Regions from separate parts of the Homo sapiens genome. Here region 1 is linked to region 2. A link is an interaction called in ENCODE POLR2A ChIA-PET data of the cell type or tissue named here. Cell type or tissue: GM12878. All regions are shown on one strand. Links, peaks and the distances in the headings refer to the core of each region. The heading gives the core; the rest is flanking DNA.

Region 1 (7,117 bases), core at 1,447-6,446, 210 kb after region 2:
TAGTTTGATAGACAGGGCACTAGGGAATGGAGACTGCTGATTGGTTGGGCTGGGGATGAAATCATAGGGCTGTCAAAACTGCCTTTGTGTGGTAAGTCAGTTCCTGGGTGAGGGTCATCAGTCTGGGAGATGTTATTCTACTAGAATGCAAAGTCTGAAAAATATCTCAAACCCCAGTCTTAGGTTTTACAATAGGAATGTTGTCTGTAGGGGTGATTAGAGAACTTACAAATTTTGTGCTCACCCCATGTGCCTCCTGAGCAGTAAACAATGACTAGTTATCATTTATGCCTGGGTCTTAGCAGAATTCAGGCCCCTCCCATAATTCTAACCTTGTGGGCTGTCATGAGTTTTACAAAGGCAATTCTATCCTTGAACAAGGAGGGGCTATTATCATCCTTGCTTTAAGGTTAAACTATAAATTAATTCCTCCCATAGTTAGCTTAGCATATGCCCAGGAAAGAGCAAAGACAGTTGGTTTGAGAGGTTAGAAGCAAGAGTGAGTTAGGTATGTCAGATTTCTCTCACTGCCATAATTTTTGTAAAGACAATTTCCATCCCCAATTTGAGCTTGACCGTACTTCATTCTTGAGTTGTGAGCTACAGAGATGGGAAAAGGCTAACGATTGCTTTAACTTCTTGCTGACAGGGGGGTGTAGTGGGGGTAAAAGTTGGCTTATTGGTAAGAGGAATAAAACCATTTTGCTATTGTCTGCATGTATTCATGGGTGTCTTGTGGGGATCTCGTATTAGTCAGGGTTCTCCAGAGGGGTGGAGCTAATGGATATATGTATATATGAAAGGGAGTTTATTAAGGAGAATTGACACACAGGATCACATGGTGAAGTCCCACGATAGGCCATCTGCAAGCTGAGGAGCAAGGAAGCCAGTAGTGTCTCAGTCCCAGTCCCAAAACCTCAAAAATAGGGAAGCCGACAGTGCAGCCTTCAGTCTGTGGCTGAAGGCCCAAGAACCCTTGGCAGACCACTGGTGTAAGTCCAAGAATCCAAAAACTGAAGAACCTGGAGTGTGATGTTTGAGGGCAGGAAGCATCCAGCACAGTAGAAAGATGAAAGCCAGGAGACTCAGAAAGCCAGTGTATCCCACCTTCTTCTGCCTGCTTTTTCTAGCTGTGTTGGCAGCCCATTGGATGGTTCCCACCCACCTTGAGGGTAGATCTGCCTCTCCCGGTCCACAGACTCAAATGTTAATCTCCTCTGGCAACACCCTCACAGACACACCCAGAAATAATACTTTGTATCCTTCAATCCAATCAAGTTGACATTTAATATTAACCATCACAGGTCCCAAGGCTTGCATGACAAAGATACTAGTACTCTCATCTACAGTTTTAGCACAGCACTAAAATGAACAGCAGACTGTAAGATAAGGAGTCCTAGCATAAGAACTGAAAGCCCTGGCTTCAGAAGCCCCTGTGGAACAGATCTGAAGTCTTCATCCATCAATTCTATAATGAAACTTTTTTAAGGACAAATCAGGGATGTATGAAAAGATAAAGGATGTCATAATAGCACTATTTGGAATAATATTTATAAGAAAAATGATATTTATCTATTTATTTATTTTTTGAGATGGAGTCTCGCTCTGTCGCCCAAGCTGGAGTGCAGTGGCACAATCTCAGCTCACTGCAACCTCCGCCTCCCGGGTTCAAACGATTCTCTTGCTTCAGCCTCCCAAGTAGCTGGGACTACAGGCATGCACCACCATGCCCGGCTAATTTTTGTAATTTTAGTAGAGGCGGGGTTTCACCATGTTGGCCAGGATGGTCTTGATCTCTTGACCTTGTGATCCACCCACCTCGGCCTCCCAAAGTGTTGGGATTACAGGCATGAGCCACTGCGCCTGGCTTGATAATAATATTTGTAATAAAAACTTGGCACTTAATATTCCAAGAACTGTAGGACAATTACAAAAGATGTAACATATGCAAAATGGGACTTCCAGAAGGAGAGGAGAGAAAGGAATAAAAAAATTATTTGAAGTCATAATGACTGAGAACTTTCCAAAACATCAAATCATAGATCTAGGAAGCTCAGAGAACACCAAACAGTATAAATATAAAAATATCTACATGTAGCCATATCGTATTCAAACTGCAGAAAATCAAAGACAGAGAAAAGACTTCAGATAGACTCATCATCATCATCCTTCAACAGTCACTGCATGTGATGTTGGATGATTTCCTCTTGGGGTTGGTTGGTCAACCATAATGGATATCATAGCCACAATCTTACCATGCCTTCTTCATCTCTGACTCTAAGGAGTCACCTTCCTTTCCACTGTTGCCTGGTTCTGTAGTCTGTAACAGATTCATAAGCTTTGTGCAGTGGCAGTAAGGTAGCCAATGAGGTTTATTTGAGGCGCAATTATTGCTAATTGAAACAGATTCGTAGTGCACAGAGAGTGGGATTTGTAGTTAACTACATCTAGATTTTTAAATCCCCACCCCACTGTTTACCAGTTGGATAAACTTGGGCAAACCACTCTCTGAGTGACTCTCTTCATCTGATTAAATGAAGATATTAGCAGTTCATAGGACTGTTGTGACAAAGCAGGTCACCAACAAATGGGAGCTGGATGCTCATAGTTTTTTTTTTTTTTTTGAGATAGAATCTCCCTCTGTCACCCAGGCTGGAATGCAGTGGAGGGATCTCAGCTCACTGCAGCCTCTGTCTTCCCGGTTCAAGCGATTTTCCTGCCTCAGCCGCCTGAGTAGCTGGCTCATTGCTTTTCTTCTGACTTGCCCTAACTTTCAGGTATCTGAGGCGGTTCAAGGGGTGCTGGTTTTCTTCACAAGACTGTCCTTTCACTGGTCCCAGAATCTTGCTTTCTGTTCATAATTCCTGCCTCCTCTCTGGCCTTTTCTCTTTCCTCATGTGGATGTTTGGGGTCCCATTATTTTGCTTCTTGATTCTGTTTCTGTGACACCACTAGTTCAGGAGTGGTGACTTACCCTCTCCACTGCCCCAGCTCGGTTCTGATTTGAGCTCCACCCCTGTCAGTTCCCTCCATAGCTGGCCTTGTAAACTTGGCAAAGTCACGTAAAGTCCTGTGCCATACGTGTGCTTTTTTACAGCAGGTGCCCATCAGACTGAAACGTACTGACCAGATGAGGGAGGAGATGGCCTTTGCCTCATAAATGTCATAAAAGGATGGAAAATTGAAAGCAATGAACAGAGAACCCTGGAAAAAATCATGATTTTTTTCCTCCTGAAAAGACTCTTCACTGTCAAAAAGAGTAAGGCAAAAATATATAGTTCAAAGCACTTAGAAGCAGAATTATCTCTAAGGAGAGTACTTTTAATTTTGGATGTCAATGGCTCCTTTATAGATTTTGTGCTTTTGAATGAATTTGTTCAGTAGGAATTTCGGGAAGGCTGGCTACATGGAGAATTAATCATACATATAAGCCTTTGAATGTGAGTACCTTTACTATCTTAATATGGCCATTATTTTCAGATGGTAATACATGTTCACTGTAGAAATCTAGAAAATACAAAAGCCCTTGAAGAGAAAATAACCCAGAAATAATCCTAACATTGTGGTATATTTCCTTGTCATTTATTTTTCTTTACAACATTTGGATCAGATTTTACTCATAGTTTTATATCTTACTTTTTGCACTTACCAGTATCTGTTTGAGTATTTCACTACATTCTTAAATATAACACCAACATGTTAATTTTAATAGCTGCTTGTCATTCTATTGAATGACTGTCTTATGACTTACTCAGCCAACCTCTGGTTTGTTACGAGTGAGCTGCTTTTTGCGCCTGTGTCAGCTGTGGCAGGCTGCGGCCGTGTGAGCATTCTGTAATGCAACGCCCTCGGCTGTGCCTCCGAGGCTTGCACAGGCCTTTGTTGACAAGCAATTTCTCTTCTAGAGTGGGGCGCTTCCTAGTAAGGCGGGCATCTTCAGGAAGTGGTGGCAGAATGGAAATCCCCACACTCAAGTTTCCCCTTGATAGGAATGACCTCCACTGCCAAGCTGGAGTCTGGGGTTGGCTGGGCTAATGTGGCTGTGTTGTGGTGGGCCAGGGTGTGTTTGTGGGTGTGTGCATGTGTGTGTGTGTGTGAGAGAGAGTGAGAGAGCATAGTCAATAAAGCCATCCACCACAAAATTGTCACGCACCCTCCAAGGATTGTGCAATTTTCTGTCTTTCCTGAGATGATCCCCCTTTGTCTGAGATGATGACTTCCCTTTGGCTGTGCTTTGATTTTTATTTGGACACCATGAACTGAGTGGTTTAAAAACAGATATTTGTTTTCTCACAGTTCTGGAGGCTGGAAGTCCCAGATCAAGGTGCTGGTGGGTTTAGTTTCTGCCAAGGGCTGTCTTCCTGGCCTTTGCTAAATCTCTTTGCAGATGGCCTCCTTCTCACTGTGTCCTCACGTGGCCTTTCTCCGTGCTCATGTGGAGAGAGAAAGAAAGAGAGAGATCTCTTCCTTTTCTTATGAGGTCACCAGTTCTATCAGGTCAGGGCCCCACCCCCCTAACCTTAGTTACCTCCCGAAGACCCTATCTCCAAATATAGTCACACTGGAGATTATGGCATCAACATACAAACTTCAGTGGAACACATTCATTACATAACACCTACATTATGGTCTTTTTTTTTTCCTACAGCATTTATCATCTTTTAAAATATGGCCAGGCACGGTGGCTCATGCCTGTAATCCAAGCTCTTTGAGAGGCTGAGGCAGGCAGATCATCTGAGATAAGGAGTTCAAGACCATCCTGGCCAACATGGTAAAACCCATCTCTACTCAAAATATAAAAATTAGCCGGGCATGGTGGTGTGCACCTATAATCCCAAATACTTGGGAGGCTGAGGCAGGAGAATCACTTTAACCCAGGAGGCGGAGGTGGCAGTAAGCTGAGATCACACCACTGCACCCCAGTCTGCGCAACAGAGAGAGACTCTGTCTCAAAAAAAAATTTTTTTTTTTATTAAGTTGCTTTTTACCCGTTTCCCATAGTAGAATATACGCTCCAGGAGGGCAGGGATCTTTGTTATTCATGGAGGTCTCCCAGGAACCTAGAAGAGTACCTGCATCTAGTAAGTGTAGAATGAATGAATGAGGTCAGCAACCATGGCTGTCAATGTGGGGAAATAAAAAAGGAAAAGGATACAATGAAGTCCTGGTAATATGTAGAAAATCCCCCTCCCCTGGAAATACTGGATATCTAGAAGGGGAATTGAGAGTTATCCCACTCTAGAACTGTCAATACCTTGTCCTGCAACATGTAAAAATGTCACTTGATTGGGCAGGATGTAAGGGAGACCCTCCACATTATGGTTCAAACGGGGGCAATGGTGCCATAGTCTACTCAGTCTACTATAAGAACATACCATAGACCAGGTGGCGTAAATGACAGAAATTATTTTTCACAGTTCTGGGAGTCCGAGATCAGGGTGCCAGCATGGTCAGTTTCTGGTGAGGGCTCAGATACTGGCTTGTAGACAGCTGCCTTCTCACTGTGTCTTCATGTGGCAGAGAGAGAACTCTGGTGTCTCTTCCTCTTCTTATAAGGGCACTAATCCCATCATGAGGGCCCCACCTTCATGACCTCATCTAAATCCAATTACCTTCAAAGACCCCATCTCCGAATACCATCACATTGGGCATTAGTGCTTCAATATAAGAATTTTTGGGGAACACAATTCAGTCTATAGGAGACAATGTAGCAAGTGATCAGGACTTTCAGGATCCGGCCTCAGAAGTCAGGTTGGAAGTAGAATGGGATGCTGTCCACATAACCTATGCCTCCTCAGCCCAGAATTCAACGATTGGAAAACATTGAGGCATTGCATAGGCCGAGGGGCATCGCTGTGCACTCATTCAGGTCAAAACCTGGCTGGGCAGCTGCCATTTCCTTTTCACTTTTCCAGATCTTGAGGAATTGTAGTCACTTACAGGTCTAATTTCTTACAAATCATGTTTTTCATGATTTTTAATGAATCATGTCTTGTTCTTTTTATTTATAAAAAAATACTGAGGCTTCTGGGATGGGGAATGCAGAGTCTAAGAAGTGGGTATCACACTATTTAAAATACTGTGATTAAAAAATATTTTAATATTTATGAAAGATTATCCCATAATAATATTTTCGCTGTTGTCATGAATATTTTTTCAGATTACCTTGAAAATTATTTTTTCAAGTTCCAAATCAAACAAATGGAGATTTCAATTGGCACCGTATTAAATCTATAAATGACTTTGAAAAGCATCGGCACTTTTATAGTATTGAGTTGTTTCATTTAGGAACATGGTAGGTTTTGTTTTGTTTTGTTTTGTTTTGAGACAAAGTCTTGCTCTGTCGCCCAGGCTGGAGTGCAGTGGTGTGATCTCGGCTCACTGCAGCCTCTGCCTCCTGGATTCAAGCGATTCTCTTGCCTCAGCTCCCGAGTAGCTGGGGTTACAGGTGGGCGCCACCACGCCCAGCTAATTTTTTTTGTATTTTTAGTAGAGATGTGGTTTCACTATGTTGGTCAGGCTGGTGTTGAACTCCTGACCTCAGGTGATCTGCCTGCCTCGGCCTCCCAAAGTGCTGGGATTACAGGTGTGAGCACCGCGCCTGGCCAGAACATGATAGGTTTTTACATTTTGTTTATATCATTTGTGTCTCTCAATGAAGTTTTGTAGTTTTCTTCATATCCTCTCCTTTCTTTGTAACTGTTATTCATAAGTGTGTTATAGTTTTTGTTATCTTGAATGGAAGAGTTTTCCAATATATTTTCTGATAATTAATTGCTATTATGTTGGAAAGTATTGATATCTGTTTATTTTTCTTATATTCAGCCATCTTATCCGACTCTCTTATTAGTGCTACTAGCTTGTTAGTTTATTCTTTTGAATTTTCAGTCATTTTCTGTGTATAGTGATAGTTTTGCATCCTCCTTTCCAATGGTTATAACACTTATTTTTGTTTCCTGCCCTTTTCTTGACCTCTAATATATTAAATAGTAGCCTGATGCAGTGGCTCACTCCTGTAATCCCAGCACTTTGGGAGGCTGAGGCGGACAGATCACTTGAGGTGAGGAGTTTGAGATCAGCCTGGGCAACATGGCAAAACCCCATCTCTACAAAAAAA
Region 2 (7,117 bases), core at 1,400-6,399:
TTATATTTACCTTCCAAATCATGTCTAACGTAAGATAAAACACTGTATCAAGGAAAAGTGTTCCTCCCATTAAAAGAATTATTTTGTCCCGGAAAAGTTGTAGGCATATGAATTCCATTCGTTCTCTCTCTCTCTCAACAGAAAAAGAAGTTGAAAAGGACATGAGGTATTAAGGATTTGTCCAAAAAAACCCCAAAATTTAGGACACAGTACCAGATCTCACTGTTAGTACCAAAACCTCCTTAATAGGGTTTAGAAGATGTGTAACTGCCACATTCTTTCTGGAATAGTTATCAGTTAAAATACTTTACTCTTCTCAGTATGGCTGTTTGATGACTTCTTTCCCCACCTAATGCTGCTTAGAGATTGGAACTAGTATGCAAAGCTGTAAGCCTTGTGAAAAAAGAAAAAAAAAAAACAGAATTGTATTTGAAAATGTGGCTTATACCCTACAGCCAAGAAATTATGGGGCTACTATCCATCAGAGTATCTTCCTAGAAGTTTCATTTGATGAAGGCTATAAAGTCAAGCAACCATACAAGATATCAAATTTTAAAAGAACAGAATGACATTGAACGAATTGGAATATACAAGTCCATAGTTCTTTTTGGCATTGGTAATCCCCTCACTCACACCATGCTCTACTATTTCTACCTACCATCTCAAATAGATGCAATACTACAAACATTTATGAAAGAGAGAAGCAAATATTTTAAAATGGCCTTTCCCGTCTCTCAAGGAGTTTACTGTTGGGCAGTGGAGTAGGATGGGTGTATTTTTATTTGTGTAACTGATGTACATGAGAAATAAACAATATTCTTGACACAAAGTAATAATGAGGAAGGAGGACAGCCTTGAAAGGTTGGCATTTAGATGGATGAAGAAAGTAGGGAGGAAGGAATCCTCTATATGGGAAAAATTCTGTAACAAAGAGTTTGTTTTTTCTGTAACAAAGGCGAGAAAGTTTAAGACACATGAAAAACTATAGATAGGTATAGCTCAATGTCATACAATACCTGGGACATAGCAAAAGATCAATATATGTTTGTGAAATTTAAATGAAGCTTTAGCAGCATCCCTGTTTTCTTAAAAAGGAAAGAAAGAAATTTAAATGAAAAATAGGTAAAGAAACAATAAGGCTGAAAAGGTGAAAGGGAATAGATTGTAGAGAGTATATACGCCATGCTATCAAGTCTGAATGTAAGGGAGGAAGGGAGAATTATAAAATGTAGAGGAGAATGAAAGAGAAATTTCATTTCAATAAGGGCCACAGGACCCTGCTATGCTGCATCTTACCACATACTTTCGAACAAATAAGGGGGGCGGGGAATAGTAACAAGAGCTACTGAGGAAGAGATTTAAACTTCATCAAAAGGTCTTCTTTGTTTACAGCCTGCTAGTTGCCCTACCCAGACCCTGTTTCATAGTAGATGAGGGCATTATAAACAGATAGATTCCAAATTTTCTGAGCTACAATTTGGTTTAGCTTTCAGTACCAAGGCCTAATTACTTAAGCATACTTCTCTCAATAAAATTTATTTATTGAGCCTTCAATCACTCAGTAAATATATACTGATACATGTGCTTGGCACTGTTAGGGCTCAGACTACAACCACACATAAGACAAACACAATTCCTACTCTTTGAAGATCACATAAATGCAGTCTGGAACACAAAGGTTCCTCCTGCATGGATAAAATATTCTTATTTACTGTCACCTGAGCAAGTACAGTTACTAGACAAAATAAACCTTAGGAAAAGTAATGAAAAGAACAATTTTCCAAACATATTTCCTTACCAAAATGTTAGCTTTAATTTTTGAAAGTATACTGATCCCTCCATGACAGATTATAAACTATCACTTCACCACATCTATCAATAGCTTTTCCTTTTGTTAAGTACAAAACATCTACTTATTCCATCTGTCCCTATCCTCAAAGCTGCAATCTACCAAGGCCCCTGGCTCATTTTACCTACTGCCCTTGCTGCATTCAATATGAACTTCAATTACTCTTTTAACACTGCCATAGATTTCTCTAAACCTCTCACCTCTAAAAGCATTTATTTCCATTCTACCTTTAAGACCCGGAGAAGCATCACAGTCTTTACAAAAGCAATAAAAATGATGAAATGATCTCGATTTAGAACCTCACGCACCCCTGGGGCACACATACTTATCCCAACTTCTTAAATGTCTATCTCATTACATTAATCTGTTCAAGGTCAACATTAATCTCTCAAACAGTTGCTAAGATTTGGCCATTGTTGTCTTCCTTCACATACTTTGCGGCTCACAACTACAACAATGCCATTGGTGATATCTTAAGATTTTCAGGCTAATTCTTGTTATTTTATCAACTAGCTTGCCAGATACAAATTTTGGGTAAGTCTGACCATTCAATTGTTCTATTTTTTCCTGTCAGGTTACCACACACTGTTGGAGAAAATAATAAAACTGGTCTAATTAGTTCTATGATCAATTTATGGAACTTAGATTTGCCTGGTCCTTCACACTACTGCCTGAAAATCATGCTTGTTTTTAACATCATATTACAGTCAAAACAGTTATTCCAATCTTCCTAATTCTTCTCTGGATCTTAACTTCATCCTTCAACTTTTAATTCACTCTGAAAATAACATTACCTTCAAATCCACTCTGAAGATCAAAGTCATCAAATGAAAAGTTTACTCTACTTCTTTATCTACAAAATTCTCCACATCTTTCCCCATTCTTCTTCTACTCTCACTTCAGTGCTAATATTGGGTGTTTAGGGCCTTAGTCTACCATTCCCTCAGTTTTCTCTCATATCATCTACTTTTCCCTTTTCCTCTGTTTTCTCACTCTACTAATATGAGCAAGCCACTCCAACATATGTGCAAACCTCAACCACAACCACCACCACCATTTCTTTTGGTTATTCAAGATGCTGCAGATACCAGATACCACTTCTTCAGGAGACAGTTGTTCAAAAACCCTATTCCTTCTCATCAAAACTCTAAATATTTTTCAAAAAGTCTAATTCTAAGCTCTCTTTGTCAAAATCCAGAAGAGGTATCCTTTCTCTTTATCTCCTTTAGAATATTTTATCATACTCTTCTTTATATGGCAAATTTTTCTCAACTTCAAAATAATTTTGTGAGGATTAAATGAGATAACACAAGTAAAACAAATTATTGTAGAGACTACCACATAGCAAAAATCCAATAAATATTTGTATTAGTAATAATTGATAACCTGGGAGGCGGAGGTTGCAGTGAGTTGAGATCACGCCACTGCACTCCAGCCTGGCAACGAGAGCAAGACTCCATCTCAAAAAAGAAAAAAGAATCTAAGAAGACTTAATATCATTAAAATGACAACGCTTCCCAAGTTGATCTACAGATTCAATGCAATCCTTCTCAAAATCTCAATTTTTTTTTGTAGAAACTGACAAGCTGATCTTAAAATTCATATGGAAATACAACGGACTTGAAATTATCAAAACAATCTTATAAAAGAAAAAAGAAGTTGGAGGACTTATACTTCCTGATTCCAAAACTTAACTATAAAACTATAGTAATCAAGACAGCGCAATAATTTTGGAATAAGAACACACATATAGAACAGAATAGAACAAGGTACAACTAGTAAATCCATAAAGGCAAAAAGTAGATCAGTGGTTGTCAGGGGCTGGAGGGAATGACTTCCAATGCATGAAGGGTTTCTTTGTGGGAATGATAAAAATATTTTAGAATCAGATAGTGGTGACAGTTGTCCATTGTGTAAATACACTAAGAACCACTGAATTACACACTTTAAAAAAGTGAATAATATAGTATGTGAATTATTTCTCAATAGAACAAGAAATAAAACCTTACATTTACAGTCAATTGATTTTTTTTTTTTACAAAGCCAGCAAGACAATTCAATGCAGAAAGAATGGTCTCTTCAACAACTGGCGCTGGTACAACTGAATATCCACACACAGAAGAATGAAGTTGGGCTACTACCTCACAACATATCCAAAAACTAACTCGAAATAGGCCAGGCATGTTGGCTCACGCCTGCAATCCCAGCTCTTTGGGAGGTCAACGCTGGAGGATCACTCGAGGCCAGGAGTTCAAGACCTGACTGGGCAACATAGACTCCATCTTTACAAAAATTAAAAACAAAACAAAATGGGTCACATATCTATTATATAATTGAGCACCCTCATTTTTCTAAGAAAAAGTTTAATTATTTTTTTCTTTCCTCCTCCTCCCCACTTCCTACTTAGCTCTTTAGAAATGCAATTATATGCCAGGGGTGGTGGCTCACACCAGTAATCCCAGTACTTTGGGAGGCCAAGGCAGGCAGATCACTTGAGCCCAGGAGTTTGAGGCTAGCCTGGGAAACATGGTGAAACCCCATCTCTAAAAAAAATATGAAACTTGGCTGGGCATGGTGGCATGCACATATAGTCCCAGCAACCCAGGAGGCTGAAGCGGGAGGATCGCCTGAGCCCAGGAGGTAGAGGCTGCAATGAGCCGAGATCATGCCACTACACTCCAACCTGAGTGACAGAATGAGATTCTGTTTCAAAAAGAAAAAGATAAAAGAATAAAAGAAATGCAATTATGGCCTTTTATCTCCTTTTCACCAGACATTCCCTACAAGGCAAGTTGATCTAATTATGTGCTTAGACAATCCTGAGTGGAACTCTCACCCGTCAGGAAGTTGCCTCAAGAGGTAATAGTTGATCTACAACCAAAAGTAAGACTGCTAGAGTTTTCAGCCACCTCTGAGGTATTTTTGCCCATGAAGCCACCAACTTGACTGCCTGAGAAAGAAGGCACCGAAGGGAATATGCAGATCTTCCACCCGCTCATTTCTGCCCCCGTGTAGGCACCTTCTTTAAAAGCACCCACTTTCTGCTCCAACAGGGAAGCAGTACCCTTAAGGCAGGAAGCCTGTACGTCTTCTTCCTTTAAGCTAACTTTGGAATAAAAAAGTCACTTTATACTAGACTTTGCTCTTACTAATTGGACTCTGCAGGCAGCAAGCAACTAAACCTGTTTTGGCTATATAACTAATACTATAAAACTCTTAGGAAAAAAACACAGGAGTAAATCATCCTGACCTTTGATTAGGCAATGGTCTCTCATGTATGATACACCAAAAGCACAGCAACCACAGAAAATAGATAAATTGGAATTCCATCCACATTTAAACTTTAAAATAGATAAATTGGAATTCCATCCACATTTAAACTTTTGTACTTCAAAAGACAAAATTGAAAGAGTGGGAAAAAATACCACAGAATGGGAGAAAATATTTGCAAGTCATGGATCTACTATCTAGAATATATAAAGAACTCCTGGCCAGGTGCGGTGGCTCATACCTGTAATCCCAGCACTTTGGGAGGCCAAGGCGGGAGGATTGCTTGAGTCCAGGTGTTCGAGACCAGCCTGGGCAACATGGCAAATCCCCATCTCTACAAAAAATACAAAAATTATCCAGGCACAGTGACGCATGCCTGTAGTCCCAGCTGCCCGGGAGGCTGAGGTGGGAGGATGGCTTGAGCCTAGGAGGTAGAGGTTGCAGTCAGTCGAGATGGTGCCCCTGCATTCCAGCCTGGGTGACTCTGCCATCTTGGCTCACTGCAACTTCCGCCTCCCAGGCTCAAGCGATCCTCCCATCTCAGCCTCCCGGGCAGGTGGGACTACAGGCATGCACCACCACGCCTGGATAATTTTTGTATTTTTTGTAGAGACGGGGTTTCGCCATGTTGCCTAGGCTGATCTCGAACTCCTGGACTCAAGTGATCCATCCACCTCAGCCTCCCAAAGTGCTGGGATTACAGGTGTGAGCCACCATGCCTGGCCTAAAGAACTCTTACAACTCAGTAATAAAAGGACAAACCCAGTTTTTTTAAGTGGGCAAAGGATTTGAATAGACATTTCTCCAAAGAAGATATACAAATGGCTAACAAGAACATGAAAAGATGTTCTATATTATTAGTCATTAGGAAACTGCAAATCAAAACCAAATGAAATACCAATTCACACCTACTAAGATGGCTTTAATTAAAAAAACAAATAGATAATAACAAGGGTTGATGAGGATGGAGAGAAACTGTAACCCTCATACATTGCTGTTAGGAATACAAAATAGTGCAGCAACTTTGAAAAACTGTCTGGCAGTTAGTTCCTCAAAGTGTAAAACAGAGTTACCACAAGACCCAGCAATTCTATTCCTAGGCATACAGCCAGGAAAAATGAAAATATATCTACACAAAAACTTGCACGTGAATGTTCATGGTGGCATTATTCATAATGGCAAAAACATATAAGTAGCCCAAATGTTCATCAGTTGATGAATGGATAAACAAAACATGATATATGTGTATGATGAAATATTCAGCCATAACAAGAAATGAAGTACTGATACATACTACTACATAAACAAACTTTGGAAACATTACATTAAGTAAAAGCAGCCAGTCACAAAAGGCCACATAATATAATTCTATTTATATGAAATATTTCAACCAGCAAATCCATAAAGGCAAAAAGTAGATCAGTGGTTGTCAGGGGCTGCAGGGAATGACTACTAATGCATAAAGGGTTTCTTTTGGGGAGTGATAAAAATGTTTTGGAATAAGATAGTGGTGAATATAGTAAAAACCACTGAATTACACAGTTTTAAAAAGTTAATCGTATAGTATGTGAATTATTTCTCAATTAAAACAGAAGGGAAAAAAATCTAAGGATCTATTTAATTTCAATGTAATGAGAAAAAGCAGCGAAATAAAAATTTTATTTTTTATCATTTAGTTAATTAAATTTAGTCTAATTATTCTTACTCTCACAAGATACAATGAAATCTTACAAACTGCCCATAAATGATATATAATGGACTGTTCTGCATTCCACAGGAAGCATCCAGCTTCCAGTATTAATTTCATTGAAGGGTTTGACACAATGCCTCTGTATTATTCTAGGTTCTATATAGACTAAAAATCAGAAAGGCTGCCAAGTGTAAGAATGATACGGTGATTAAACGCATGGGCTGTAAATTCAGAATGTCTGGGATTCAAACCTTGGCTACCAATTACAAGTTGTGTAACCTTGGCCATATTATTAAATCCCTCTGTGC

What was found. ChIA-PET counts read pairs that join two places held together with the same protein. Peaks named below come from ENCODE experiments on the same cell type or tissue, not always from the same donor. Only the 100,000 strongest peaks of a DNase experiment are listed, where the experiment ranks them.
Region 1: POLR2A ChIA-PET joins it to region 2 with 5 read pairs; 2 of 35 experiments call an interaction of 5 or more read pairs at or near these places.

Annotation. Positions count from the first base shown.
Region 1 is chr7:141,049,913-141,057,029 of GRCh38, forward strand. It overlaps LOC107986719 (a long non-coding RNA gene), which reads left to right and starts at 2,682. Exons shown (of 3, transcript XR_001744993.1): 1 at 2,682-2,777; 2 at 3,098-3,259; 3 at 4,649-4,688. It overlaps LOC105375537 (a long non-coding RNA gene), which reads left to right and starts at 6,968. Exons shown (of 3, transcript XR_928053.4): 1 at 6,968-7,060. It also overlaps the pseudogene RNU4-74P. In GM12878, for the core only: no CTCF peak of the experiment used is centred there; a DNase peak (open chromatin) is centred at 3,915.
Region 2 is chr7:140,835,171-140,842,287 of GRCh38, forward strand. The region is part of intron 2 of BRAF (B-Raf proto-oncogene, serine/threonine kinase); the gene reads right to left. Among named protein-coding and RNA genes, the nearest start is that of BRAF, 86 kb to the right of the region's middle. In GM12878, for the core only: no CTCF peak of the experiment used is centred there; no DNase peak of the experiment used is centred there.